Regions from separate parts of the Homo sapiens genome. Here region 2 is linked to region 1. The links are chromatin loops, found by intact Hi-C in ENCODE. Cell type or tissue: heart left ventricle. All regions are shown on one strand. Links, peaks and the distances in the headings refer to the core of each region. The heading gives the core; the rest is flanking DNA. Region 1 overlaps ZNF423 (zinc finger protein 423). Region 2 overlaps LOC105371244 (a long non-coding RNA gene).

The links. Hi-C counts contacts between places; a loop is a spot of excess contacts. Peaks named below come from ENCODE experiments on the same cell type or tissue, not always from the same donor. Only the 100,000 strongest peaks of a DNase experiment are listed, where the experiment ranks them.
Region 2: it touches region 1 in a loop (2.4-fold over the local background); 10 of 110 quality-filtered maps call a loop at or near these places.

What each region holds. Positions count from the first base shown.
Region 1 is chr16:49,486,375-49,501,134 of GRCh38, forward strand. It overlaps ZNF423 (zinc finger protein 423), which reads right to left. Exons shown (of 8, transcript NM_001379286.1): 8 at 1,150-4,930. The coding sequence ends at 4,901. Among named protein-coding and RNA genes, the nearest start is that of LINC02179, 28 kb to the left of the region's middle. RefSeq lists enhancers at 6,152-6,775, 6,776-7,397. In heart left ventricle, for the core only: no CTCF peak of the experiment used is centred there; DNase peaks (open chromatin) are centred at 5,448 and 6,047; H3K4me3 peaks cover 1,077 bases.
Region 2 is chr16:49,400,752-49,415,511 of GRCh38, forward strand. LOC105371244 (a long non-coding RNA gene) reads right to left here. Exons shown (of 8, transcript XR_001752167.2): 3 at 13,988-14,138; 4 at 10,657-10,832; 5 at 10,066-10,120; 6 at 9,920-9,949; 7 at 8,598-8,714. Among named protein-coding and RNA genes, the nearest start is that of C16orf78, 34 kb to the left of the region's middle. In heart left ventricle, for the core only: a CTCF peak has its summit at 7,355 (motif pointing right); DNase peaks (open chromatin) are centred at 7,400 and 9,558.

The sequences.
Region 1 (14,760 bases), core at 2,867-10,866:
AATACAAAACAAACAAACAAACAAAAAGCCAGAGTAATACTTTCATGTTTCTGAAAATAAAAATTAATGTAAAAAATGATGGAAAAAAATGGCAAAGTGTTAAGTAAAGACAGAATCTGATGCTACATTTGTGCCATCCCGCCTCACCTGCCAAATCCCAATCCCAGCCCTGCTTCCAGTAAAACTTTATTTTCAAAAATGGGCTGCCAGCCTGCAGGCTACAGCCTGCCAATGTGATTTTAAAAATATTACATGAAAATATTGTTTATTTGGATTACTTAGCTTTTTGGCACCCACTTAAGTTTTGCTCCCAGGGGAGTGCTTCACTGATCTCACCCAAGTCTTGGCCCCAAGAATTAGACAGCTGAGCTGGGTCTAAAAGTAGGAGTTAACCTGGGGTGAGGGAGCGGGAGAAGGGAAGGGCATTCCAGCAAGAGGAAGCACCATGAGCAAAGGCATGGAGGGAAAGGACAGCCAGGGGCATGCATGGCAAACTGTACTTTATTTGGTGCTTTTGGAAAGAGATCAAGCAAGATAGAGTTGCAAATATTCAGCCTTTATTGAGTGTTGTGAGTTTTCTCCTGTTCTCTGACATCAAGAGTACTGCACAGGGTATATAATCATGGAGCACTCTCCTGGCAAGTCTGAATGAGCCAAAATCAACTGTAAGTTGTAAAATAGTGGCACCGTGGACTTGCTTTGAAGGGTAACAAGCATATGGGGGATAAATCCTTGTAGGGTGTCTCTCTCTTCTCCAAAGGCAAGTTCCAAGCCATACCAATAAATACATAACACCACATGTCACAGGTGCTATGATAGACAGGAACCAGAAGTGATTACTGGGTTAGTCAAGTTACCTCATGGTTCAAATGGCTTCTGGAACACCAGCTATTGCAGTCACATTCCAGCCATCAGACAGATAGGAGGAATGAACTCATTTCTTCGCTTTCAGGACAATTCTTAGAATTTGCACATACTGCCGTTATTTATATCCTACTGATAGAACCTATGGCGACCAATAGCAATAGGACCACACCTAACTTCTGGGAAGGATAGGATATATAATCTGCCCCTTCCCTTCTCCAAGGTAACCTCTGCTCAGCTATAAATTGGTTACTTTATTAATGAAAAGAAAGAGAACCAGCAGTCTTTCCTGTACAGTACAATTTCACTTTATTCATCGTTGTCATCATGATTGTTATAATAAAATTAACAATGGAGTCAGACACCCCAGGCTGGAAGGTGAGGCACCCAAGTTATAGTCGCAAGTCTATCCTGAATGGTATGATCTTGGACAAGATTCTGAACTTCTCTGGGATTGTTTTAAGCCACCTAGAATTGAAACTCCATAGGAATACAGCTCTCTAAGGGTACTTCTGGCTCGTTTCCAGCTCACGGCTTCTGCATTTGCAGTGTTCTCTTCCCACTGCTCTTGGACTGCCCACCTCCCTTATTTCTTCAGGTCTCAAGCCCCTGCCTCAGCAAGGCCTTCCTTAATGCACCCCTGTGTCTCATACACGGGTCCCTCCATTAATCCCTGGCAGCTTCTGGCTTTGCCATCACGGCACTCATGACCAGGTGTGGCTATGCATTTACTGGCATGCTTGCCTGTGCCACTGTGGCCTCCATGAGGCCAGGGACCACATCTGCTGGTCATCTCCTTATCCCCAGTGCCCTGTGCAGTGCCTGGCACCTGGGGGCAGCTCAGTAAATACTTGCTGAATGGATGAGTAGAGGAAGGGATGGATTTGAGTTTTGGTCCTATTTACTGAATATTTATAGGTACAGGTTCCATCCCTAGGAACACACACCTTAGGAGGGAAGAAAAACAGGTGAAAAGTTCAATATTACACAACTGTGAATTTAAAAGGAGCGTTCTTTAAGGCTGGGGAACTCGAGAAGATTTCTCCCATGACAGTTTCTCCACTGAGACTGAAACCCTTACCTGCCTGCTTCTGGGCACTCTGGGCAGGTGTTCCATGACAGGGGCCTGTGGCCCAAGGGTCCTGGTCCATTTCCCAGCCTGGGCAAAATTCCTCTGCCCAGAGAGCCGCTAGAAACTGACAATTTGTACATCTAAATACAGCAGCAATGAACCTTAGGCTTTCAGTCACCTCGCCCACTCCCCAAAGCCAAATCCAAATGAGAGGCTGATTCCATCGCGCCCTCCTGGCTGAAAAGGTGCCCTCCTGCAGGATGCCTGGCACCATCATTGATGACCATGCTGCTTACAGGTCTCTGTGTGCAGCCCTTTGTCAGGCATCACTTCATACAAGCCTCCCAGAGACCCTCTAAGGCCCCTCACAGTTGAAAGGCAAGTGTCTCATCCCAGCTCCAGACCTTTCCTCTGGAAGGGGTTAGTGAGTTCTCCGAGGCACAGGTTTATAACCCTACACTGCTCCCCAACCCTAATACCACCTGATGGTAAAGAATGCCAGTCCCAGGAAGGGCCTCAGGGTCCCCACTGCCAGCCCCCTCCCCACACAAAGTCACGAGGGGCTCTCAGCCGTAGCAGCAGGGACAGAGCCAGCCGGAGAACAATGCGGCCGGGGTGAGGGGGGAGTCGGTGGGGTTCCCTGGCTGCCTTGTCACCGCCATAAACCTCATTACCTCACGGTCCCCTAGGCCGCCTCTCTCCTTACCCAAGGCATCAGCCGGCTTCGCTGCTGATTCCCACATGGCGTGAAAAGCTCTTAAACCCCCCGCTGTATTTTTAATGGGGGCAGTGACTAATTTAGCCCTACGCCACCAACCGTCAAATCGAATCTTCTATTGGTAGTTACTGAGGGCTCACCTGGGCTCCATGGGGTTTGGGATAAATCCAGAGCTGGAGAGGGCCCTGAGACGGAGATGTGGCAGGCCCCGGGACATACTGGTCCCATCGACAGTCCCAGCACTGCCCAAAAGGTAGGCCTGGCTGTGGATGTGTGGCAGCCTCACTCAGACATAGCCCCAGCCCCAGGCCCCAAGCCCCAGTCCACGGGTGGGCACACTTAGAGGAACACTGGTGTCTACCCTGGGGTCTTCCCCCAAAACTGCCAGGTCTCCAGGAGGCTGAAAATTGGCATTCACAGCCTTCAGTTTCCAGGAGGCAACAGCCCACTACTGGCAGGGTCTGCTCTATGATTCACATATGTAAGATGCCTTTTGAAAAACTGAAAGCCCCACCCGCGTGAGAACATTACATGAGGTGACAGAAAGAAAGGGGAACTCTTATAGGTCACCAGAAGCCCCTTGATATGGGAGTCTTCTAGAAGATGATGGGTATAATTGCTCCAAATTCCACACCCGTGACTTAGTATTACATTATAATTAGGTGCAATCTGTCTGCCTGTTTCATTTCCGCTCTGCAGAGGGTAATAACCAATTTCCTTGCCCCTTGTGAAAAGTTAGCAAGGAAGGGTTTCCCCGTGCAAGTTCTGGCCTCTGATTGGCAAGTCAGCTGAGCACCAGCATGATGGAGGTGTGGGAGGTAACATGGAGGAGGCCTGGAGACCAAGGCTGCTGGGTGGGCCCTGGGAGGCCAGCAGGGCCAGGAGTAGGTGAAATAAGCAAGGTGCCTAGAGTGTAAAATGCAAGAGGACACCCATTCCCAGCACTTGCAGGTGTAGGGGGGCCCTGAGAGCGAGTGCCCCCTGAAATAATGTACCCCAGGCCCCTGCCTGCCTCACTCCAGACCTGGCCCCCGCCACCAGTCTCAATGCTCTCACATCCTACTGATCTCTATGACTGGGAACCTGCGGCTCCTACCTGGCTCTGCTCTGCAGTCCCCAGTCACACATCTCCGTGCCTCAGAACCCAAGTGCCACCTGGAGTCCTGGCAAGGGAAGGGCTACCCACTTGCCTGCCTGTATCCAACAAAGGGGAAAGCCAACCCTGAAGGGAAAGCCAAGAAGACTTCACAATCAGCATGGTGACCAACCTGCTGCGTGGCCTTGGGAAAGCTGCACGTTACCCTTGGGCCTCTGTTTCCCCATCCAAGAGTGGGAAGATCAGGGTATTCCATCATTAAGGGGTCTTCTGCTTTGACTCCTGTGGCCACTGCCAGCCTGTCCAGTCTGCATGCATTAGGTTACTACGATTCTTTTCCAAGGGGAGCAGGGTCTATTGTGTGCAGGTCCCCAAGGGCGTGTGCAAGCCCACAGGAACTTGTAGGGGAACACACCTTACAGGAGCTGACAGCCCCCCACGCGGCCCTAGGCTGGGGAGGAGAGAACCAGGCAGCCGGATGCTAATCGCATGGATTCCCTTTATTGAACTGTACTAGTTACTGCAGTCAGATTAAGTCACATTTAAAAGCAGACCATCCAGTTGCACTGAAACCGATTATATTCATTACATAGTTTTAATCACTGTCCGGTGAACTGGCAAATCCAATCAAAGCATTAGTCTTTAATTAAAAAATTAAAAGGAAATATTCAGACAATAGCCAAGCAATCACATCACGATGCACAATTACCTAGAATTGCAATTAAAAAGTAGTTAACCGAAGGGGGTGGGGGGTGGGGGGGAAGAAAAACAAGAAAGAAAAAAAAGAAGCAAAGAAAAAAAATCACACTAATTCTTTTTTAAAAACTATCAATATAATACATGAAGGAACAAAGGACAATAGCCTTAAAAAGCAGGTTTCTCTAACTCTAGAAATGTAGTCTGCGGCGGAAAGTCTAAAAGCACACTAGCTGTAGCAGGACAATAAAAAATACTGAGCATGGAATACTTTTAATCTCTGCCATTAATATTCATTTCCAGCTGCTTATAATAGCAGCGCCTCATGGCCAAATCATTAGAGTTTTACATCTGGGTTGCAAATGACACTTTGATTGGATGTAATGTTCAAATGGCCCTCCCCACGGCGTCTCCGGCAAGCCTTCTGCGGAGAGGTGTCCTGTTGAGCGATCCCTCACTGTGCGTGCTGGCTCATCGTGTGGTTCTGCAAAGGCGAAGAAAGGAGACACACATGAAGGAGAAGAATGGAGAGCATGCTCGTCCCTCCCACTCAGTGCATTTACGCCGGGAGCCGCAGAAAAGCGTCTCGATTATAACAAAACAAAATGCAACAAGGAAAAAGTGCTCCAGGGACGCAGCTGCCAAGACGCCACGTTGATTTGGGGCTTGGGGATAGGTTCCTGTTACTGCCAACTTGGACTCCCTATATGTTGTTTTTTGGCTTTTTTTTTTTTTTTTTTTTTAAAGACCATTCAGGTCTTACCGGGGGGACTGGCTAGGTGGAGGGAAAGGGGAAATGCCGGGGAGGAGGCAGGAATTAAAAACATCCCTGTTCACCTCTCCATCTCCCTTTTCCTCTAATGAAGAGGAGGAAACTCTGATCGCCTGCAGGCTGCCCTCGCATCCCCCTCTCAGTCTTCCCCGTGGCTGCTCCGAGCCTAGCAGAGGGAGACAGCAGATGTGCTGTGCAGCTCTCCGGCCAAGAAACACCCGAGCGGGCACAGGCGTGCTGAGGCAGTGGGCGGCCGTGGTGCCTGCGGCCCAGGCAGGGGACAGGTCACCCGGCAGGAAGACGCGGGAGGAGCCTCTGCTGCTGGGCTCCGGGAGCCTGCCTGCTTGGTCACATGGCAATGGCCCAACCAGAGACAGGGACTCAGTGCAGTTTGGCCGAATGCACCTAGGAATCCAGGGCCCAGGTGGGACCCTGTGGCCAAATGTTTCCCTCTCATTACAGTCAATGGCATTTCCTCCCCCTGCCAGCCAGAGGGGGCCAGCAGGGTTGATCTGTTTCACAGGAGCCAGCGGCCTGGGACTGGGGGTGGGATTTGGCATCTGAAAGCCGTCTTTTTGTTTCTTTTCAGTGGTTCGTGTTCCAAATTCAGACCCATTTCATCAAAGCCTCAGGTGGTGCTCCACCTCATGACACCTGGAGAAAGGAGGCAACATCCACCAGGTGTAGGGTGGCCCTGTTTGGGGCCGCACAGGACCCTAGATCCCCGGGAGAGGCTCCTTCTGGGCGCCCCCCAGGGCCCGGCGACTCCTGCAGCTGTGCCGCTGACCGCCAGGGGTCAGCAGAGGCACCGCGTCTCTCCTGGGCTCGGGTCCGCGGCGAGGGCGACCAGGTGATGCCAGTAGCCTCGCCCGGAGGCCGAGGCCGGGGCCGGGGCCGGGGCCGGGGCCGAGACGGGCCACTCCTGCTCCCTGGAGCAGGGCCCCGCGCAGTCCCTTCCCGTGACGGGCACTGCGAAGGCTGCGGCCCCCGTGGTAATGTCACCGACCCTTCCTGCGAGCTCCCGGCCGGGAAGAGGCAGCCCGCGCCTGCCTCCCAGCAGATGCCCACAGCGCCAAGCGACAGCCTCGTGCTCATGCGGGCGGAGCAGGCGCACGGCCGGGGCTTGGTGGGCATGCGTGCTCTGTGCCGTGGCAGGCACCGCTCTTTCAATCCTCACAACAGCCTTGCGAGGTGGGACTTCTTAAGATGAAGACACCGAGGCCTAGGAAGGCAAAAATTACAGGCCCAAGGTCACCCAGGTTGGAAGCACCGGGCACTGAACCAGATGGCTGGAATCCACTAGAGCAAGGGGATTTTCAGGGGAGCCAGGCTTCCCAGGGCCTGCACCCCATGGGCACCGCAGTCTGCAAATCACCCGCATTCTGCACCAGACACAGTGCCACCTCTGCCGGCCGGGCCTGACACCTCGGTCGGGGGCGTCAGGGACCCAGAGGCACCAGGCAGGTTGTCTGAGGCCACAGATGGGATGCAGGCGGTTTCCATGGGAACCCGCACCCTCCAGCCGTGGCACCTCTCCCTGTACTTGTGCAGGGACAGCCAGCTAGTCCTGTGGGGAGCCGAATCCACACTCTACACAGCCATCCTCCTGCTACCTTCAAGCCTCTGCTGACTCAGTTCCCGCCTCCCTTCTCCTCCCTCCCAACCAAGCTGCTCTTTGAGTCCTCTAGGCACATGGATCACTTCCCATCCCTGCAGACCTCTCCAGGCACCTGCAGCCCACCTCCCACACAGCCACGCACCTCTCATGAGCTAGACTGACCTCCTTTGCTGAGCTGCACACAGGGTGGCGGCACCTCCTTTCTCAGGACCCAGGGCTGGGCATGCACTGTCCTGACCATACGCCTGGGCCTCCAATCCCCAGCAGGCACAGCTGCCCAGGAGCAACTTGGAGGTCTGCACTTTCACACCCTGCCAACCGCCAGTCAAAAACCCCTGCTATCTTGGTGTGGGTGGGTCATTCTTTATTAGGGGGAGGACAGGGAGGAGGAAGAGAGGGGACATGAGGAAGGGAGACATGGACAGCTCTTTCTTGTCCTCAAATTATGGTTCCTAGGGCCTGGCACAAAGTAGACACTCAGGCAGTATTTGTGAATGAGTCAATGGAAAGAAAACGAATGAATGTATGGATAGGATGTGGATATGTGGAAAGGGGAGAGGGCATTCCAAGAGGAAAGAATAGCAGAGACGGAGGTGTGGAGCCTAGAATCCAAGTGGCGATGCAGGCACAGGTCCCAGCACAGAAGTCACAGGAAGGCTGGTGGGCACATGGCCTACGGACAGTGGAGGCCTTGAGTACCAACAAACATGGACTTTGTTCCACAGGCCACAGAAAACCAGACATGATATTCGATCTCCACAAAATCCCCAAGGACCACCCACTACCAACATGGGCACAGGGGGTGTCTGGGATCTCTGGAGAATGAAGCAGCCTGTTGCCAGGATGCCAAGAACAGGCTCAGTGTGACACACATGGCCCACACTGGCTCACCAGGGCACTGCTGGTGCAGACATGATGAAGGCTGGAACCCACACCTGGGACCACTGGTGAGGAAAACTCCAGAATGCCTATGCCATTCCCCAGGAAAAGCCACAGTGTGCCTGCCCACTTAAATAGCAGTAGCAGGGGGCTCTGAGGTTACACTCAAGAAAGAACTTCCTCCTAGAGGGTTCTGAGACAGAAGGATAAAACTTCCTTCCCTGAAGTTTTGTGACAGGAACAAAAGCCCAGGATGTCACAGCAGATGGAAATGTCAAAACTTGATGCCCCAAGGGGACCAGGCACCAGAATTCACTCAGCACTACATTATTAAGCACCTGCTGGATGCTCTGCTCTGCACTGGCACAGTGAGGGGGAGGGGAAGACACCAGCTGGGCCTACCCCTCGAGGGGCCTGATTTAGAGGGGCTAGACACAGACACCCAAACATTTGTGGGATTAATGGTGCAGCTGGCAGCTCAGCTAGGGAAACTGGTCAAGGTCACCCGATCAGTTTGTGTGATGGTGGTGGGGAGCCCAGAGGTGCCCAGGTGCTCAGCCAAGGAGGGCATTGGCTCCTCCATAGGCCAAGGGCAGTATCTCAACAGGCAGAGGAGGTGGTGGGACCCCTGTCCCCAAGACTTACCAGTCGCCCAACACCAGGACACAGAGCAGCTCTGGACAGCTACTGCAATCAGCACAGTTCAATAACCGTGAAAGAACCCGTGGTCCGTCCCCCACAGCTAGAAGCTGTGGTTTGAGGAACGTGGGGAGGTTCAGCAAACCTTCTTAAAGAGTTCTTTCCATCCAGCATAGTTCTCACAAGGGCATTCAGCCTTAATGTCTCTTTCTCTGTTTATGCCTGTGCTATATTTAGCCCCTTTAGAGAAGGAAGAAAATCGTTTTTTAAAGATGCTACCCACCCCACAGATGAACACTTCCCACCACCATAAAGGCTGGGGGTGGAGACAGGGGCCCAGGGAAGGACTGGAAAATGCCTAGAGGGAGGCCTGGCATCCACTCGGCCTCGCTGCCTGCCAGGGAGACACAGGTGTGGGCCAGAGAAGCAGGTGAGGAAAATAAAACGGGAGAGCAGGAGGGGGTGGGCAGCAATGGTTTGCAGCCTCAATCCATCCACTCAGCAGAGCTCGTGTGCTCTCCTGGATGGAGGTTTCTGGTACAGCCTGTTTTGGGGGCCTCTGCCTGGCACACGGGGCCAGGGACACAAGACAGTGATAGCCAAGGGGATGGCATGGGCCCGGGCACAGAAACCTGTGTGCTGCCTATGCTGGGGGCAGGCCTACCCTGGGTCCTGGTGAGACCCACAAAAAGAGCCCTCTCTGTGCAAATCGTCAGCAGAGCACTCAGGAACTGGTTCCCTGACACACCCTCAGCCTCTGGAAGGAAAGAAGCCCAGCATTCATTTCATGGTTGCTCATTCATTCATTCGTCTTTGAGCCAATGAGCCACTATGCTTGTTGCTGGGAATTCAGCAGCAAAATGATCCTGATCCTGAACCCAATCCAGGGTAATGTTTTGTGCATGGAAGGAGCGGGCCAGAGTACAGAGCCTGGTGGCTACACTGTCCTTCCCAAAGCACCGCCACACACTAGAGGGAATGGGCTCCTTGGAGGTTCAGCTGGGGTCTGATGCTGGTTTTGCGCGCCCCAGGAGGGGGCCCTGGCTCAGCCCACCTCCATGCCCAACACAGTCACAAACAGGAACACTGTGTGCCTCTCCCTAGTGTGAAGCCCAGGATTGCTTCTCAAGATCTTGGCTCCATTCTCTGTTGCTTAGGCGTGGGACCCTGCCTGGTCTCCCTTTGATACCTATCCATCACCATGTCAAGTGGGAGAGACGTGAGGGGCTTAAGCATGCCAGCAGCATAAAGCAAAAGAGCTTCTCCACACACCCTGCTAGCTGCCTCTCCTGGCTCTCAGCTACTCTGAGGACAGTGTCTGTAAAGTCCTAGCACCTTGCCTTGTCCTTGGCAAGTGCTCCATTGGTGCTAGCCACTGCCCTGGTGACCTCAAGGTGGGCAGGAAGCTTTCGTGGGCCGAGATGGGCTACGCCTTGGGTTTGAATCTTGGCTCTGCCACTTACTGGCCATGTGGCCTTGGGCAAGTTCTGTGACCTCCGGGTTTTGGGGGTGGTTAATAACACAGCCCTCTTCCTAAGATGCTGATAGGGTTTGGATGTTTGTCCCCTCCAAATCTCATGTTGAAATGGGATCCCCAGTGTTGGAGGTGGGGCCTAGTGGGAGGTGTTTAGGTCATGGGAGAGGATCCCTCACGGACAGCTTGGTGTCCTCTGGGCAGTAATGACTTACCATTAGATCTGCTTGTTAAAAAATGTCTGGTGCCTCCTTGCAATCTCTCTCTCTCCCCATGTGACGGACTAGCTCCCCTTGCCTTCCATCATCATTGGAAGCTTCCTGAGGCCTCACCAGAAACAGATGGTGGCGCCTTGCTTCCTGTACAGCCTATAGAACTGTGAACCAAATAAAACTGTTTTCTTCATAAATTACCCAGCCTCAAGTATTTCTTTATAGCAACACAAAACAGACTAATACAGATGCCCTGAGGACTCAGGAGATAATGCCTGCATACGTCCCAGTCTGGCTACGGCAAATGCTCCACAGATCTCCATAGTGGTGTCTGTGCTGGTCTTCCTGACCCAGCAGGGTGCTCTGTGGCATGAGGACTGTCTTCTGGTCTTCCTGACCTGGCAGGGTGCTCCACGGCAGAGGGACTGTTTGCTCCCTGCCACTTCTGTGGGACCAGGCACGATTGGGGCTTACAGTGAGGGCCTCATAGAGGTTTAATGGACTGACCAGCTGTACCCCTCCCCCTTCCCCTCTGGGTGTCCAAAGGGCTGGCAAGGTCTTAAGAACAATCCCGAGATGGCTGAACTTTGGATGGTCCTGCCCTTGGAACAACAGGTGTCATTATCCCCTCCCCATAATCCCCCCTGGCTAGAACCCCTGTACCCACAAATCACTGCTTTCTCCTCCCCACCCTCAGGAACAGAATGCCATGTCTGCAGGGGAGGACAGCCTCAGGGAGACTCCACAGGGGATGGAATAGGTGTGCACTCATCCACCCATCCACTCACCCATCCATCCATCCGCCCATCTATTCATCTATCCATCCATCCATCCATGCATACATTTCTTCCACAGATGTTCACTGAGTTCCTGTCTGTCAGGCCCTGGGCTGGGCACTGGGCACAGACAGGTTGAGAAGCTCCAGCGCCCTCCCGTGAGGAGCTCACAATTTCATGGTGAGGGTGCCGATGGCCAAACTCATAGACCCTGAAGACCATTAAGAGGCAAAAAAGAAGGCTTGGCTCTTCTCTGGAGACTAGGCCGTGGTTCTGGCCCTTGAGTCTTTGAGTCCCTATAGCATATGAAGGCACAAGAACACTCAGCCCCCACACCCAGAGCATCCCACCCTGCTCTCCCGGCCCCACCTGCAGAGCCACCCGGCCTGCACATCACCTCACTGTGATTTCCGGTTGGGAAAGAGGTTGTGGCCAATCCCCCTTCTCCCCACTGCCCACCACTGGCCACTCCCTGGCAGGTTCCAGCCACAGTGGCTCTCACAAGGCTGGCTTTACAACTCACTTTCTCCAGGAGCTAGGGCCAAGCCCGAGAATGCACCTTAACCACTGAGAGATTCCCTTTCCAGGGGAAGAAGTAGCCCTTGAGGCTGAAGTGGCAGCCATGTTCGTGCTCAGCAGGGGTGAAGTTGGGTCCCGTTATTTGTTCACTTAGCAAACAAGGCACCTGGCCCTGTGCAGTAGACGGAAGAGAGCAAGTGAGGCACAATCCTGGCCTTTTAAGGACTATAGAGAGAGGACTTCCAATAGGAGATGCTTAAGGAAGAAGCTGGCCTTTTAGCTGCCCTTTAAGGACAGCCCAGGTGAGGATTTGCACTGGGTGTGTGTGTGAGAGCTTGAGAGATGGTTTTCCAGGCAGAGTGAACCCCTGGACAACAGCACGAAGGTGGGAATGGCACCGATCATGATCGCTGCTAACACTGATGGTAGGCTCACTGTGTGCCAGACACCATTCTTAACCTCCACCCATATTAGCTCATTTAAGCCTCACGACTGCCCTGCGCATTAAATACTCTCATCCTCCCTATTTTACAGATGAGAAAACTGAGGCGCAGAGAGGCCCAGGTCCTGCCACTGGTGATGGCAGTGCTGGGTCTGCACCCATGCAGTCTGTCTGCAGAGCCCACTCTTCACCACCACACTGTTCTGCCTGTGAGATGTGAAAAGTGCAGCATATGTTGGGGGAACAATGAATAATTCAGCTTGGCAGAAGCACAGGGTATGTGCCATGGAGACCAGCCTGGAGAGGAAGGCGGGGGCCTTATTGATGAGGCTCCTTGATGCCAGACGAGGCAGCTTGCCCTTAAATCTGGGCCATGGGGAGCCATGGAAGGTATTTGAGCTGTGGAGTTACAGGAGAGGCAAGACACAGGGAGAAGCTCATGCCTCCAGCCAAAAAGGTGTGTCAGCAGGGCCTTCTCGCCCATCATTTCCCTCTGCTCCCATCCCCTGTTCCCTGGAAAACCTTCCCCTTTCCTCCCACACTTTACTTCTTTCCCTTTGGGAAGGGTATAGATACAGGCAGCCCTGCCTCCCCTATCTGCTGTGTATCACCTGGGCAGCCCCTCTCTGCTTGTGAGCACTTATTTTTAGAAGAATTTGACAATCGTCCAAGGGTCTAAGACGAACAGATGGCCTGTCTTAAAGGCTCATATGTTCGCTAGTTTGCACTTCTGACAAACGGTAAGCATACTCGAGAGCACACCATAAACAGCGCCGAATGAATACTCAGAACACAATTTAGCTAATGCATGTCATTAAAATTAGGAGTGAGTGATGGCCAAGGTTCCCTCTAAATGCCTGCCCTGTGATGCAGTCAATCCCCCGGGGCCCAGGCTATGACGTGGACACACCTCACTTCTCCCATGACCCCCACCCAGCAAGCCGAGGTTTGCCTCATTTACGCAGATGGCAGGGCAAGGTTTGCCCGAGTGGGTGTGACACCCAACCCTGGCCTCAGAGTGAAGCTGGTGGCCCACTGGCCTTGGACAAAGCCCTGAGATGTCCTATGGCAGAGGGAGCAGCAGCTCTTCCATGCACGGGATGTGCGTGAGGTTTTCCCGTCCCTGCCTGCCAGACAGTGAGGCAGCCTGTCGTCTGCCACCCCGGAGCAGCAGGAGATGAGTGTTGCAACGCTCAGCCAGGGAAGCTGTCTCTCATGTGAGAGCCTCAATTCATCCGGAACTCCCGGCCTAGAGGGAGATTCCAACTTCCAGGGAGCAAGGGGATTGGCTTTGGGGTGGGGGTTCTGCAGCTTCCTTGCCGAACCAGTAGCAGAAGCAGATGCAGCGACCTGAGTCACCTGGGGTAACATTTGAGAAAGAGCCACATCCACACAGCCTCTGACCCAGACTCCTTTTATTGATGCCAACCGGATCCAGGTTTTCCGTGTTCTTGAGATGCTCTATGGAGCCGAGGCGGGGAGGAGGGTGCCCCCCACTTTCCGTGAACCCCCTCTTGCCAGGACACAAAAGACCAACGCAGGTGGCTTGGTCAACAATCAGTTCCATGAGCAGGAAACTCTTCCCTCGCATGAAAACGTGGGAGAAAATATTGTGGGGAAGAAAAAAGCCCAATAAACTCCCAAGAGGGCAGGTTCTGTACTGCTGTACTTTGGAAATAAAACCCACCAGGGGATAGATTATTAGGAGGGAACCGAAGCCTTCTATTAGGAACCCAGCCCGTAAACAGGCTCCCATTCAGAGTCACCCAACAAAACAAGGGGACTAATAATACCTGCCTGGAGGGACAGGGGACTCAGGGGAGCTGCACTTCAGAATGCAAATGGGCCCCGTCAGTCTGTTTGTGAGCAGAGAATTGGGTGAGCGGTGAGACTTTAGATAGCAGCCGTGCAAGGGAAAATGAGAGTTTTATGGCTGTTGTCACAAGCAAAGGAAGATGGAATGCTTCCAGGGCTGCTTATAGACTTGCTCCTCCTCAGCAACAGAGTCTATGCCTGACTCTGAGGCCTGAGTTAATGTGACCCCCACCTACTGCTGCTGTTTCTCCAAAGAAGGTGGGGGTACCCTGTGGCTAAGCCCCTTGGGGACAGGGTACCTAGCAGCAGATTCAGGACTGAAAATCGGGGGTCCTAGCAACAGTGTGCCAGGTGACCACAAGTTCACTTCTGTGGCCTTTGGCCCCCTCCTGGGTAGAAATGCTGCACTGATCTTGTCAACCTGTGGCCACTGCAAACTCCATTCTAACCACAGCAGCCTGCTTGAAACCAGGCCCCCGTGGGACAGCTCATCTCAAATATGAATTAGTGCACAGTCCCCTGCCCTAAAAGAGCCTGAATCAGACCCCTAAAAGATGGGGCCCCAATCTGATGCTGCTGGGCCAGGAATCCAGTCAAGTGCACCTCTTGCAAAGCCTTGAGAAGAGCCTGGGGTGGAAGTGACGAAACTCCATAAAAAATGGCACTGGAGCTGGGTGAGTGGCTCATGCCCGGAATCCCAGCACTTTGGAGGCTGAAGTGGGAGGATCACTTGAAGCCAGGAGTTTGAGATCAGCCTGGGTGAAACCCCATCTCTACGAAAAAAAAAAAAAATTAGGTGGGTGTGGTGGCGTGTGCCTGTAGTCCCAGCTACTCGGATGGCTGAGGCGGGAGGATCACTTGAGCCCAGAAATTTGAGGCTGCAGTGAACTAGGATCATGCCAGTGCACTCCAGCCACAGGGTGAGACCTCATTTAAAAAAAAAAAAGGCTATTGGGTGGACGGGTTCTCAAAACCAAAAAAGGGTTCACTTCAAAGTATATCTGTTGCTCTTAGTGTGGGTCAAAGAAGATCATGCACGTGAAGCAGTTTGGGAAGACGGAAGCACCTGTCAGCAGGGGTACCAATGCTCAGAAAATGTTTATGTCATGAAAAAGAGCGGGTGAATTCCAGGAGATCTGTCTGCAGTGGGGAGGATTCCTCTGACCAC
Region 2 (14,760 bases), core at 4,084-12,083, 84 kb before region 1:
CTAGGGTTGCAGTCACCACTAAGGAATACAACACCCCTCCAAGGAGCGGGCAGGCCAGAGAAGTATGAGCCCATGTAGCTTGCCTAAAGTCACACAGCTACTAAGCAGGACACTCGGGATCCAGCAAGCGATGTTTAGACCGAACTACAGTGAGACCCAAGCCAGAATCCAAGGAAACAGCTGCAAAGGGTTAAGCGATACTCCCTCTCTCCAGCAAATACCAGTCCCTTGGGTAGAAACAGTGCTTCAAAAAGGTGAAAGGAAACAAATTTTCTGAGCATCACAAGTGTCAGGCACTTCGTCAATATTAACTCAACCAAAATCAAATCTGAAAGCATCCTCAGAGGCCTTCACTTCAGTATCACAGACTCGGCAGCTAGGGAGAGCACCGCCAACCTCTATCCTGCATTGATGGCCCTAGCCTTCATTGCCTGGTAAATATTCACATTCAGGCAGGACTAGTGATGAGGAACAAATTAAACAACAGATAAAATGGCCCTAAAAAGTTAAATGTCAGATATATTAACCATAGCGATGTAATGTGACAGTGACCATTTAGCCATTTCATCTTCAGACTTGTTTTTTCCACAGTTTTCTGTGATATAATTCAGTTTGATTATCTCTGCAGTATCCTTAGTGTGTCCCTTTTAAAAATGCAATAGCCGGCTGGGCGCAGTGGCTCACGCCTGTAATCCCAGCACTTTGGGAGGCCGAGGCGGGCGGATCACAAGGTCAGGAGATCGAGACCATCCTGGCTAACACGGTGAAACCCTGTCTCTACTAAAAATACAAAAAATTAGCCAGGCATGGTGGCGGGCTCCTGTAGTCCCAGCTACTCGGGAGGCTGAGGCAGGAGAATGGCATGAACCCAGGAGGCGGAGTTTGCAGTGAGCTGAGATAGCGCCACTGCACCCAGTCTGGGAGACAGAGTGAGACTCCACCTCAAAAGAAAAAAAAATGCAATAGCCAAAAATGGACCCAGAATAAGGCATGAAGCCAGTGGCTGGATTCCTTTCTTGTAATAAGGACTGACTTCCAGATGACATGTAGATTTTATGTATTCATTTTTCCCCTCCACCAGCTGTATTACATGGCTGATGTGCTATACTTCCCCTGTGGTCCACTAAGACCCCTGGATCATTTTCTGAAGAGCTGGAGTCATACATCAGTTCCATTCCTCCACAACTCACTAGGAGCCCCAATGTGAGAAAGGTATTCAGAAAAAAGGGAAGCCCAGCCCTTCTGATGTCACAGAGAAGCTGAGGGAGATGCCAGCATTTTGGCCTTAATCAGGAGCTCTCCTCACTGTGTTGTGCTTGGTAGTAGCAGGAGGATGTGTGTAATCCCAAATGCTGCATCCACTCTCAGCTTCTCCAAATCCACCCAGGGCCCACATTGTCCCTGACTTTTCACAGGTTTCGATTCATGTGCAGTCAGAGAAAGAGGGCAGACCTTGATCTCCTCTAGTCCATTGGCCTCCAGTCATATTCCTCAATCCTAACACTCAGCCATTACATAGTTACTAAGCACCCACCTATGGGTGTGTCATCCCTGCCCCTATGGGAGTCCAGGGATGCAGTCATTAAGAAAACCTGGTCCTGCCCACATGCGGTTTACAGTCCTGAAGACAGAGGAATAACAAGCTATTTGAGAGCACCACATGATGAGTGAGGTGAAGGGAATCAAATGTCCTCAGAGAACAGGGGGAGGAGGCCCTTCACCATGGACTGGGAACAGCAGATGATGGAAAAGCTTCTCAAAGGAGAAGATATCTAATGTCACACTTTTATGGATAAATAGGAGTTTCCAAGATCTTTGTATAGGAGGAAAGAGCAGACAGAGGGAACAGAATGTACAAAGGTTCAGAGGCCAGAGACAGCGTGGCATGGCAGAAAAGCTGCAGGTAGGTCAGTCTGGATGGAGTGGATGATTAACAGGAAGCACAGTGGCAGGAGATAATATGCTCAAAGGGTTTGCAAGCTTCACGACAAAGGCTCCCCTCACCCCCGAAGGTTATTGTTATTCATTTGTTATTCATTCATTTAGCAAATATTTATTGAACACCTACTATGTGCCAGAAACTGTTATAACTACTAAGGCCACGGCAGTGAATCAAAGCATTCCTTTGATTTGAGCTTACGTTCTAGTTGGGGACACAAATAATATGCACTTCAGCAAAAGGCTTTTTTTGCAAGTAATGACAAAGATTTTAGCAAGTAATGAGAAACTAAAAATGGTGGAATGCAAGAAAAGTGACTGGGAGGAGGGTAGGAGAGGATGGCTTTAGCCAATGTGGTCAGGCCAGGCCTCCTGGAGGAAGTGATTGGGTTGGCACCTGAAAGATGAGAAGGAGCCACCACGAGCAGACCTGAAGGGACAGCTGCAGCAGAGGGGATGGCAAAAGCCAAGGCATGTTCATGGGACTTGCAGGAAGGTCAGTGTGGTGGAAGCAGAGTGAACAAAGGAGAGAGTTGGGAGAACTGATCAGGTCAGGCCTTGGAGGCTATGGTCCTGAGTTTGGAGATCATTCTAGTTGCAACAGAAAATCATGTTGGAGGGCAATAAGTACAGGAGAGGCCCCTCTGGCTTCTGAGAGGAGAAAATATTCTGTGGGAAAGAAAGAGAAAGCCTGGAGATGATTATGGAGGTATATCAGTCAGCTACAGCTGTGTAACAAATAACCTCCAAAATATAGTTTAAAACAACACAAATTCTCATGATTCCACTGGTCAATTGAGCATCTCTGCTGATCTTTGTTGGCCAGGCTTAGCTGAGCTAGGCTGGAGTTACACGTCTGCAGTCAGCTAGTGGGTTAACTGGGTCTGGCTGGTCTAGTGTGGCCTTGTCTGGGCTGGCTGGCCTCTGTTCCATGCAGATCTTCCTCTAACAAGCTAGCCTGGGCTTGTGCTCATGGTGGCAGCATTCCAAGAAGTACACAAGGTCTCTTGAGTACTAGGCTCAGAAATGGCACACAATCACTCCCACCTCACTCTAGTCTTCAGTGCCCAACACAAGTCCCAAGGTCAGCTCAAATTCAAGGATGGAGAAATAACCTGTACCTATAGAAGGAAAGAGTTTCAAATAACTTGGATGCAGGGAGTAGTCCAAGACTGTGGGCAATTCTGCAATCAGCCTACCTCAAGAGGCTAGTGTGCAGTTCAAGAAAGACAAGGTTGGAGGCTTAAAGTAGGATGGCCATGACAGAAGCAAATTATTGAGAATGTATTTTGGAAGTAGAGCTGAAAGAATTTGTCACCAGGTTGAGTGTGGACAAGAGGGAGAAGACTCAGGAATGACCCTTGAGCCATCCTTTGGCCTGAGTGACTGTCGGGTGTGCCATGAAATGCAGTGGGAAAGAGCAAAAGAGAGAAAGGCACAAGTCAGGATTTGGGTTAGAATTGGTTAGATGGGAGATGCTGCCAGTATCCATGATGTTCCAGGGGTCATGAGGAACCACTAATGGGTTTGGAGCAGGAAATGATGTGGTGAAGGACAGATTGGAGAAGCAAGCCCAGAGACAGGGTACATTCGCTTCTCAGAGCTGCTAGAATGAAGTACGACAACTGGGTGGCTTAACACAACAGATTATTTCTTCTTCTTTTTTTTTTTTTTTTTTTTTTTTTGAGATAAGGTCTTACTCTGTCACCCAGGCTGGAATGCAGTGGCATGATCACAGCTCACTGCAGCCTTGACTTCCTGGGTTTATGCAATCCTCCAACCTCAGCCTCCCTAGTAGCTGGTACTACAGACATGTACCACCACACCCAGCTATTTTTTGTAGAGACAGGGCTTCACCATGTTGCCCAGTTGGTCTCAAACCCCTGGACTCAAGCAGTCCTCCAGCTCTGGCCTCCCAAAGTGCTGGGATTACAGGTGTGAGCCACAACACCCAGCCCAGGCATTTTTCTCACAGTTCTGGAGAGTAGAAGTCCAAAGTCCAGATGTTGGCAGGACTATGCTCCCTCCAAAACCTCTGGGGGAGAGTCTTCCTTATCTCTTTAGCTTCTTGCAGCCACAAGCATTCCTTGGCTTGTGGCAGCACAACTCCAGTCTCTGCCCCCATCTTCACAGGGCCCTCTTCTCCATGTGCCTCTGTCTCTTTTTAAGGGCACCAGTCCTATTACATTAGAGCCCACTCTATTAACATGATTATATCTGTAAAGTCTCTGTTTCCAAATAAGATTATTCCCAGGTATCAGGGGATAGAACTTCCACACATCATTTGGAAGAACACAACCAACCCATAATACAGAGACCAAAGGTGGAGTCAGAGGCCCAGGGATGGGTGGAGTATCCCCCTATGATTCCCCTGAGTTCATGGTAGAGTTGCTGCTGGAACCCACATGCTTAACGCTCTCCTCGACCTGTCCCCACAGCCACACCCTGCTGCCCATCTGTGCCCAGTGAAAGTGCCAGAGCTTGAGCCCCAGGCTGATGGCCCTGGGAGGCAGGCCCATCCCACTGCCTCTCCAGTGGTACATTCAGAGCCAGGCCTGGGGAGCTTCTCCCTCTGCAAACCCAAGGCCCCTGTTTGGAGACCTGTACATCAACACAAAAACCCTGTTCATGAAGTAACGTTAGCAGGAGGTCTAGCCCAGCCCCAGCTGAGCTGAATGCCACATCCTCAAGAGATTGCTTGGTGCCTCCAGAACCTCCAAGGAGGAACTGCTGTGGGAAGCCCACCTCTCAGACACCAGATGCACCTGTAGCGCCAGACTGAAGGTTTTTCTGGGGTTCGGCGTGAACTGGAAAAGGGAAAGGAAATGAAAGCAGAGAAGAGACCTTGTCCCACTCAAAACAGCTGAGGCTACATGGCTCCCTCTGTGGGTGCAGAGTGCTTTTATTCTTGGACCTCACAAGCATAAGAAGCCTTAGATTCATGTTCCTGACATCCTGACCAGGCGAGCCCACAGTGAGTCCTAAGATTCACAGCTTGCATTGAGAAAAGAATTTTTATCAGACAACCCCAAGCCAGCGTCCATCAGCAGACAGCACCACCTGCAGCACACTCTAAACGGGTGTTTTACAGACTCTGAAATTGCCTTACGAATAGTATAATTCTATTGCACTCCCTAAAACAGTTACTACCAGATACAGAAACAGACAAACACATATACCAGGAACAGATTCACACGTGTACTATCCCCTGGTTTATGGCAAAGGTGACACTGCGGTGCAGTGGAGAAATGATGGTCTTTCCAATAAATCAGGCTGGTCAATTAAATATCCATATGGAAAAAATATTGACCCTCTGCTTCCCACCATATGCAAAAATCAATTTCAGATGGATGCAGATTGTGGAAGTTTTTAGAAGAATGGTAGATGACAATCTCCATGACCTTGGGGTAGGCAAAAAGATTTTGAACACAACACAACAAGCTCCAATAATAAAAGAAAAATGTAATAAATTGTATTATATTAGAATTCAGAATTTCTGGCCAGGTGCAGCGACTCACACTTGTAATCCCAGCACTTTAGGAGGTTGAAGTAGAAGGAACACTTGAGGCCAGGAGTTCAAGACCTGCCTGGGCAACATAGTAAGACCTATCTATACAAAAGGAAACTTTATTTAATTAGCCAGGGATGGTGGTGGATGCCTGTAGTCCCAGCTACTCAGGAGGCTGAGGTGGTAGGATCACTTGAGCCCAGGAGGTTAAGGCTGCAGTGAGCCACGATCATGCCACTGCACTCCAGCCTAGACAACAGAGCAAGACCCTGTCTCAAGAAAAGAAAAGAATTTCTACTTATCCAAGACATCACTAAGAGAGTGAAAAGGCCAGCAACACAAGCAAGAGAAGATATTTCTTCTGACAACATATCTGACAAAGGACTCCTATCCAGGTGATATATTTTTAACTCCTATATATATTGGTAAGAAAAAGGCAGGTCACTCAGTGGAAAAAATAGGCAAAAGCTTCTATTAGTATAGAAACTTCACAAAAGAGGATAGCCAAGTGACCAATAAACATAAAAAATGTCATTAATCATCAGGATATGCAAGTTATAAAACACGATGCAGAATCACTACGCACACACTAGAATGGCTGAAGACTGGCAATGGCAAAGCCCATTGGTGAGAATCTGGAGCAATCAGAACTCTCACACTCTTGCCATTGCCCTGCAGGTTGGCACAACCACTTAGGAAAACTGGGAGCATCCAGTAAAGTTGAATATACACTCCTCTATGGTCTGGTATTTCCTATGCATACATACTGAACAGAACTGCATGCACATGTGCACCAATAGATGTAAGCACCAATGGACGTGTGCACCAATAGACGTGTGCACCAATGGATGTGTGCACCAATAGACGTGTGCACCAATAGACGTGTGCACCAATGAACGTGTGCGCCAATAGATGTGTGTGCCAATGGACGTGTGCGCCAATAGACGTGTGCGCCAATAGATGTGTGTGCCAATGGACGTGTGCGCCAATAGACGTGTGCATCAATAGACGTGTGCGCCAATGAACGTGTGCATCAATAGACGTGTGCATCAATGGACGTGTGCGCCAATGAACGTGTGCACCAATAGACGTGTGTGTTAATGGACATGTGCGCCAATGGATGTATGAACCAATGGACGTATGCGCCAATGGACGTGTGCACCAATGGACGTGTACACCAATAGACGTGTGCGCCAATGGATGTGTGCACCAATAGACATGTGCTAACTTTTGCAGCAACTTTATTCTATATAACCAAGAACTGGAATCAACCCAAATATCCATCAGTCAACAGTAGAAAGCATATCTTGCAGTATAATCATGCAATGGAATACCGCATGAAAACAAGAATGACCAAACAATACGGATGCATTATACACAACGTATTCTGCAAAAGTAGCAAAATACAAAAAAGAACACCTGTGGAGTTCCATTTATACAACCTTCAACCCAGGCCAAAAAAAAAAAAAAATAGAACCTAGACCTAATCTATAGTGTTGGAAGTCAGGATGGTGGCTATCCTTGGAAGAGGGGGTATGTGATCCACCGGAGGCCAGTTAGCTTAGAAAATTCATTGAGCTGTGCACTTGGGATTTATGCCCTTTATATGGGTATATTGTACTTTAGTTAAAAGTACATTTTAAAAAGAAATATACTAAGTGTTTTTTGTTTAAAAAAAAGTTCCGGTTTCGTTTGCTAAAAACAATAGGCTCCTCAATGGTGAAGCTATTCTAGTTCCTTCCACCTCCCAGAGGCAGAGGCTAAACCTAAGTCCCTTAAGGCCTGGCGCATGTCCTCCAGGTGTGCAATGACTGTGGCAGGGCGTGGCCTTGTGCAGCTGCTGGAGTAAATTTCTCCCCTTCCATTTCTTTCCCTCCTCTTGCCCTTCCCCTTCCCCTTCCCTTCCTGCGCCACCAGGTGGGGCTCTATCACAGCAGAAGGCTACTCTCCTGACGGTGTCCACGCTGTCTGGCCCGGCTGCTGGCAGAGCCGTCAGCCTATCCAAGGGGAAGCCGGGCCCTCGAGCCTAAGCCTCGGGTAGATGAACACAAGCCCAGCTACTCACTAACATCACTTTTCTGAGACTTCAATTCTTTTCCTCCAAATCGGGGCAAGAAATGCAAGTTAAAATAACCATGAGGTACCACTCTATGAGACTGAAACATGTTAGAAAGCTAGGGAAGGCCAATGTTGGCACAGACGTGGAAACGAAGGAAGCTTCATGCCTTGCAGTAGGAGTGTGGGCCACTGCAGCCGCTCTAGGTTAAATTACACATGGACACTGCAGGGACCTAGCAAGCAGCCCCACTCCTGGACGTATATTCCAAAGTTCTATCCCAGGAGATCTATTTAAGGACACTAGCACTGGCAGGAATGTCTGGGTGCTGGTGGATGGCAAAACAAGGTGAGTGAAAAAGATGGGAAACAGGATGAGAAGGGACACTCTAGTCTTAACACAAACTGAAAATACACACATACAACAACACACTGCTTACAAGAACACATGCAAATACATTCAGACAGCTGGAAAAGGATTGGGAAGGGAAGAAGGAAGAAATGAAGGAAGGAAGGGAGGAGAAATAAAATGTGAAAGAAAATACCAAGTTTCAAGTGTTGGCGTGAAAAGAAGAATCCAAGGGAAGTTTCAAGAGTCTCTAGCACTTAGCAGGCACCCAGGAAATTTTCATTTTCTACATGTGCCTTTAAGCACTAACATTTATTGAGTGCCTACTGTGTTTTAGGCAATGTGCCAGGCTTCGTAATACAGTAATGAACAAAGACCAAAAAATGAAAATTCCTGCCACTGTAGTAGCTTTGAGACTTATTCCACAAACTTGAGTATAGGAGAAATGGCAGAGCCCCCTAAATCAAATCACTAAAAATCTGATTTCATGCCCCTGTTGAGCTGGACTGGTGGAAATTCAATTTCCATCCCTTAGTGGGGCTCCGTCTCTTACACCCCCAAGGTCCTGGACAGAGCAATACCTTGGGGTAGGTGCCAACCTATACTGGTCACTGCTGAATTGCTGCAGGTCACAGCCCAAAAAGTTCACAAAGTCTCCACTCACAACAACCACTTCTCTACCCCCTACCCCCACCACTGCCATGCTTTCTTCTGAGGCTTATGCCTTCCTCTCACCCCAGTTCTCACCTCAAAGAGCATGGGCTTCCAGACCAACACAGGCAGGCTGTCTGCAGATCCCTTCAACTCCCTGCTTGGCAGCAGAACCTTTCTGTGGCAGGTAACTGAGCGCAAAGCTACTCTCCTCTGGGAAGGTGGGCAAGGGAGGGAGACAGAGAACAAAGGTCATCAATCTCAGGCTTTCAAAATCTTCTCCAAGACGATGAACAAAACACAAGTCAAAATCACAAGAAGCAGCCCTGACTTCATTCTTATTTCTAGGATTTTAATTTACCCAATATGCACTGGTTGAGCACTTACTGAATGACGTGTGTTCCAGGGCCTAATATGAGTGGTGTGGTTTCTGATGACATGTGAAGATGATGCTAGCAATGGCTGCACCTAACTTTGGCAAAAAAAGGAAAATATATGTGCATGTGTATATGTATGTATGTTTATATATGTATTGGTGCATGTGCATGTGGTGTGCATACGTGTGTGTTTATATGTATATATGTATATACGTATATGTGTGTGTGTGTTCCTACGTGTGTGTGCGTGATGTCAAGTAGCTTCTGGAAATCAGTCCAATCATTTCCTGGTCTAGTCTCTCTGGTTCAAGATACAAATTCCAGAAAGAGGGTCTCATTGTCCTCTCTAGGGTCAAGGCCCCCATCCCTTGGCCCAGGGAAGATGGAGCACCTAAAGTGCCAGTTCTACCAAGGCCACACACAGTGGACGAAGGGTAGTTTCTGAGGAGAACTGAGATACTTATTGGTTCTTTTGCTGGCTAATAATTTCTCCCCAAACAATAACAAATATGTATCATCCCACATGGTTCCTGTGGGTCAGGAACACAGTGGGGTAGCTGGGTCTGTGATGAGGTTGGTGTCAATCTGTCAGCAGAGCTGCAGTCATCCAAAGGACTGGCTGGGCTGGAGGATCCGTTTCCAAGGTGGCTTAGTCTCACAGCTGGCCAGCTGGTGCTGGCTGTTGGCTGAAGGTTTCAACACCTCTCCACATGGGCCTCTTCATGGGGCTACTTGAGTGTCCTGACAACATGGCGGTTGGCTTCGCCTGAGCAACCAGCCCAAAAGGGAACAGGGCAGAAGCTAGAGGGCCCTTGTTGCTGTCCCCTGGGAAGTCACACACCCTGCTGCATTGCCTCACTTCTGTAATGTCCTGTTAGTCACACAACTCAGCCCTGGTCAGTGTGGGAGGGAACAACACAAGGGTGTGGAGACCAGGAGCCAAGCATCACTGGGGGCCATGGTGAGGACTGGAGACCACAGGTGCCATTACAGAAGGAAGCAGACCTGGAGGCAAGGCAGGCAGGAATGACAGATACTGACCACAATGATGATGTCTTTGGAGCTCACAGTCTAGAGGAAGACAGAAGAAAACAATGCCCTCGTTAATTCATAATTACTCACCTAAGAACACCCTAGTAATGGGGGGAAAAAAAGAGGGTAGGACCCAAGAAGGGGCAGCAACTGACCTTCTCTGGAGGAGTCACAGGGGTACTTGCAGAGGTGGTGACATTTGCATTGGACCTTGTAGGGAAATAAAAGGTGGGATGAGGGCACCCCAGGCAAAGGCGGGAGATGGGAAGTGGGTGGAATCTAGCTTTGCTGAGTGGTTGAATGGGGACAGCACAGGAGAGTGGGCAGAAAAAGACTCTCAAGCTTCCCAAGCCCCACCTGCCTGTGGGGGACCTACTCCCAGGCCCTCCTCTGCTTCCTGCCCCCACAACTCAAGATCTCTGGCTGCCAAGGGAGAATGGGCCTGGTTTCTCTGCAACCAGGACCCATCTTCCCCAGTGAACTGGCCCTCTAGGAGGACAAGTTATGGGCCCTGCCCTTCTGGGAGAAAGGCCTGACTCCTGCTGGGCCCTGCCACCCACCCCAGCTGAGAGTCAGGGGACAGGGGAGTGGAGCTCTCTGTTTCCCGGAGTCACTGGGTCTTGGCCAGCCCCACCATTCCGTGCCCCTTTCTGGGATTGGTAACAGCCAGTCAGGGTCCTGCCATTGCACTTGGCCATTCCTGAGCTCCCCCAATCCCCTGCTACAACACACACACAAATTCCTACCCGCTCCAGGCCAGCTGGGATCAGCTTCAGCAGGGCCGGCTCGAGCCACTTTGCTTAAGGCATCAGCCTCCCCAGGGTGCATTAGGCAGGCTTCACTGGCCAGAGAAGGACCACCTTGTAGGGAAACGGGCTCCAGGGGTTCAAATCCCCAAAGGGAAGGGGCTGCCTGGCCCCAGCTGTAGAAACAACAAAGGAGTGCAGCACACAGTGGCCCCTCCCTCCTCACCCATGCAGGCAGTGATGCCACGCTGCATCCTAAATGTTCAAGGCCAGAGTCACGTGCATGCCTCCCATGGGCAGGGCTCAGTACCCAGGACCTCAGGCCCCCTCCCCACAGGGCCCCAGCAGTGGAGAGGCTGCCACCCTGGACCCAGGCAGGAGGGGAGGAGCAGCTGCCCACTCCCGGCATGCACCCTCTGGGCCCCGCACTGAACACCAGCCTGCTAGCATCCCCCAAACCAACCCGAATCCAAGATAAAATTCCCCCTGGCCCCCAAGCTCAGGAGGGCAGTCTGTGTCCCAGAGCCTTCAAAAGCTCCAGAAAAGTGAAACCTCTGCTTGAACAGCTCCCAGCCCTGCAGCAGAGAAAAGGGGAGAAATCACACCAATAATCACCACTGGCAGCGTTTGCCTCTGAGCTACAAAATGTTTTCACTTATTTTCCACCATCAGATGCCCACTGCAACTCTGCAAAAGGAAAGATTTTATCCTTATTTTACTGATGGGGAAGCTGATGCCCAGAGAAGGGAAGGGACCTGTCCAAGTGCACAGTTAGGAAGCTACCGAGCCAGCATTAAGCCAGGCATTTTGATGATAAACCTGGGTCCTCTTTAAATCACTCATTTACTCAAGCATTCAGTCAACTTGCAGCAAACATGCACTGAGCTCTTCCCACAGGACAAGGGATGGGCTCACCACCCCACTGCAATGATGAGCAAAGACAGACATGGTTCCATAAGTTTACAGCTTAGTTGGGGAAACAGTCCTTAAATAAGCCTTTAAAAATATGTAATTGCAAGTGAAAGAGCACTGTGAAGAAAAGAATGATTTAAGTCATTAAAAAAAAATCAGAGGAGGAGTGACTTCCCCCAAAGGGTAACCAGAAAAGAGTATTCTGAGGAGGTACTTTGAAACCATATCAAGGCACAGCAGAAATGAGTATCAGGATTGATTAATAATGTCTGCCATGGTCACTGGATTCAGAAGTGGTGGCATGCATGCCAGATACTTGTTTATCTGGTTTATGCCCTCACTAGGATCCTTGATATCCAAAAAGAACTAGACATAATTTTAATTCTCCTGGAATTCACCATGATGTAGAGTAGATAAACATTAGAGAAGAAGTCATAATACAAAACAGCTCATTGGCTTCATTAATAGAAAAATCAAGGAAGTAAAATACAGCCAGTGAGGGAGTAACTGGTACCCAATAGGGTGATGCTAGCAAGGCTTGGAGGACTCTTTCCATGGGACATGGGAGCTTGTTGAAAAGAAGGCCCTCCTTTTAAAGAGGAGAAGGCACTTAGCACCAGAGGATGTTGAGACATTTCTGTCTATGGCCTAAGTTGGGGAGACAGCTGGCTCCTGCTCTGACCTCCTCTACATTCCTAAGAATTCCAGGTACAGTCCCTGCCTGGAGATACTTCTCCACCAGCACTCAGAGCACCAGCCTCGCCTCAGACCCACCATGAGAACTGACCTTCTTCCATCAGTCCCCCTAGGCTCAGCATCCCATTAAGTGTCCCATCAAGGCAGCTTATGGCTCCTTTTGCCACTGCTGTAGGGCAGCCTGCTCAAAACCCACCAGATGTAAAACAGCAACCTTGAGAAGCAATTGTTAGGTCTATCGAAATATTCAGAGCAGCCTGCACTTAAACTGTCGTTGCACTTATTCTGACTGTAATCAGTCATTTCTGTGGCTCTTAATTCATTGTCTGTAAGTACCAAGACAATGGACTGGGTATAGGATACTCACCCCCAGATTCCCAGTGCCTGGCACACAGTGAGTGGGCCACTCAACAATTTTATTGAATGAATGAACTATTCTAGAAAAAAAAAAAGAGTTGGGACAACATAGAGAGGCTGATAGTTTGGGTCTTGCCCCAGGGGATAAGCAGGCCTCCAGGTTTCAGGGTGGTCAGCAGAGGGTGACAGCACTATGGTGGCAGTTTCTCTTGAGTTCTGCTCCTGAGCCTCAAGGATGGAAGATCTCCAAGAGAGGGTGGTGAACCATATCATGTGCACCCTCTGGTCCACAGCCTGGCCACTTCATGCTGTTTGGAAGAGGCCATTACTTTCTTATTGTGCCCACTCTGTTGGTCTTGTGCCATCTGCTGGCACCTACCAGGCAGAACCCTTGTTTTGAAAGAGTTAAAAAGTCCTCTTGGGAGAGTAGACTAGAAAGACAGTCAATGAGATGGATCAAAGGAACATAGAATTGGAACTTACAAGAGCTCAGTGAAGATGGGCTCAGAAGGCTCCTGGGAGTCAGGTTGTCCAGGATGAGCAGACCTCAGACAAGTAGACAGGAGAATCTTTGGATAAGGGGACCTCCATGGAGGAGGAAAGAATAATATGGGATCAGGGAGAAGATTGGTCCGGTGGGAGTAGGGTCTTGGGGAGGTGTGAGGACTGGGAAGAGAAGGCAAGGTAGAGCTAGCTCATGGCAGCCCTTGGCTCCTGGCTGAGAAGTTCAAAGTTGAGCCTGTGGGCACCAGGACGCAACCATGAACCTTCAAGAAAAGACGGTCTGAGCTGATTGTCTGGGGCTTTTGGGGGGTGATGGGCAGAAAACATATCTGTGCCTCCATGGCAGCCAGATTTTGTAGAAAAGGGGAGAAAGGCCCCAGGGAGCCAGCCATGGATGACTTCTGTAGACCTTGGTTTTCAGAACATGCCCCATCAAAGCAGTCGGTCATCTTGTTAGTTCTCCAAACAGCACATCTTCCCTAGATCAAGACTCCAGTGGAAACACAATGGTCACAAAAGTGGTTTTTGTGTCTTGGTTTTCTGGGTCTCCCACTCCCCCCTCCCTCCAATATCTATTCTCCATTATTGGCCAGACAAAGCTCATCCCAAGATCCCTGCGTCTCCGTTGTAGCGAACATCTGTCCTTTCTCACCTGCGCATTTACCCATCTGCGTCTCCACGAAATCTTTCATCCCATCGACAATGTAAGGATTCAAAGTAAGGAGGTTCACGTTGTCAAAGAAGCCTTGATCTGAATGCCTTCCCCCCACTTTCTCCTTAAATGAGTTGTTAACAGGAACCCAAGTGTCTGTTGAACCTAAAATACTTTTTTTTTAAAAAATAACATTTCAAGGTAACTTACGGGCGCACTTTAAGAAGCGAGGACTCAGCGTGTCCCTGGCGGCTTCCTCCTTGAAGCTCTGGTCTTCAGGGCTGTGGGAGGCATCCAATCAGACAGGCCGCCGCTGAGGGCCAGGGGAGGAGGGCTGCCGGGGTTTTATTTCAGATTCGAGCTAAGACCATGAAATGGAAGGCAGGAGGAAAAGTGAGTGAGTGTGTGTGTGTGTGTGTGTGTGCGTGTTTCTGTGTGCGTACGGCCAGAATAATGAGTCGCACTAATTCATAGAATTCCATTTTGGCCATCACACACGGCTCCCTTTTCTCTTGAAGGCCACTTTGAAAAATCCCGTTTTCATAAGTCATTTACTTCCCCTAGGAGGGCAGGCCTTCTAAAAATATTCCCCACTTCTTACACCTCAGAAGCAAATTATTTATGTTAAAGCAGCTTCGTTATCTGGGCCCCACCGGGCCAGCTTGGAAATGGAGGTGACTTCCAGAAGGCACCATTGTCAACGGTAAAGTCCTAGGAGGGACCCATTGCCGGTGAGGTGAGGCTTTCTGCCAGGCCCATGGGGCCCAAAGAGCACTTGCGGGTCCATAAGGGGAAGCTCTCTTCTATTTTTCTACAAATATTTACCTACGAGGCACTGCCCTAGACCGTGAGTAACCACCGAGCAGACAAGGCTGCTCTCACAGAGCTTGCATTTCAGTTAGGGGAGACCGACGCTTGATAAAAATGCAAATAAATATACTGAGAGTGTGAGGGCAAAATGATGGGAGAGGCCTCCAAAGGAT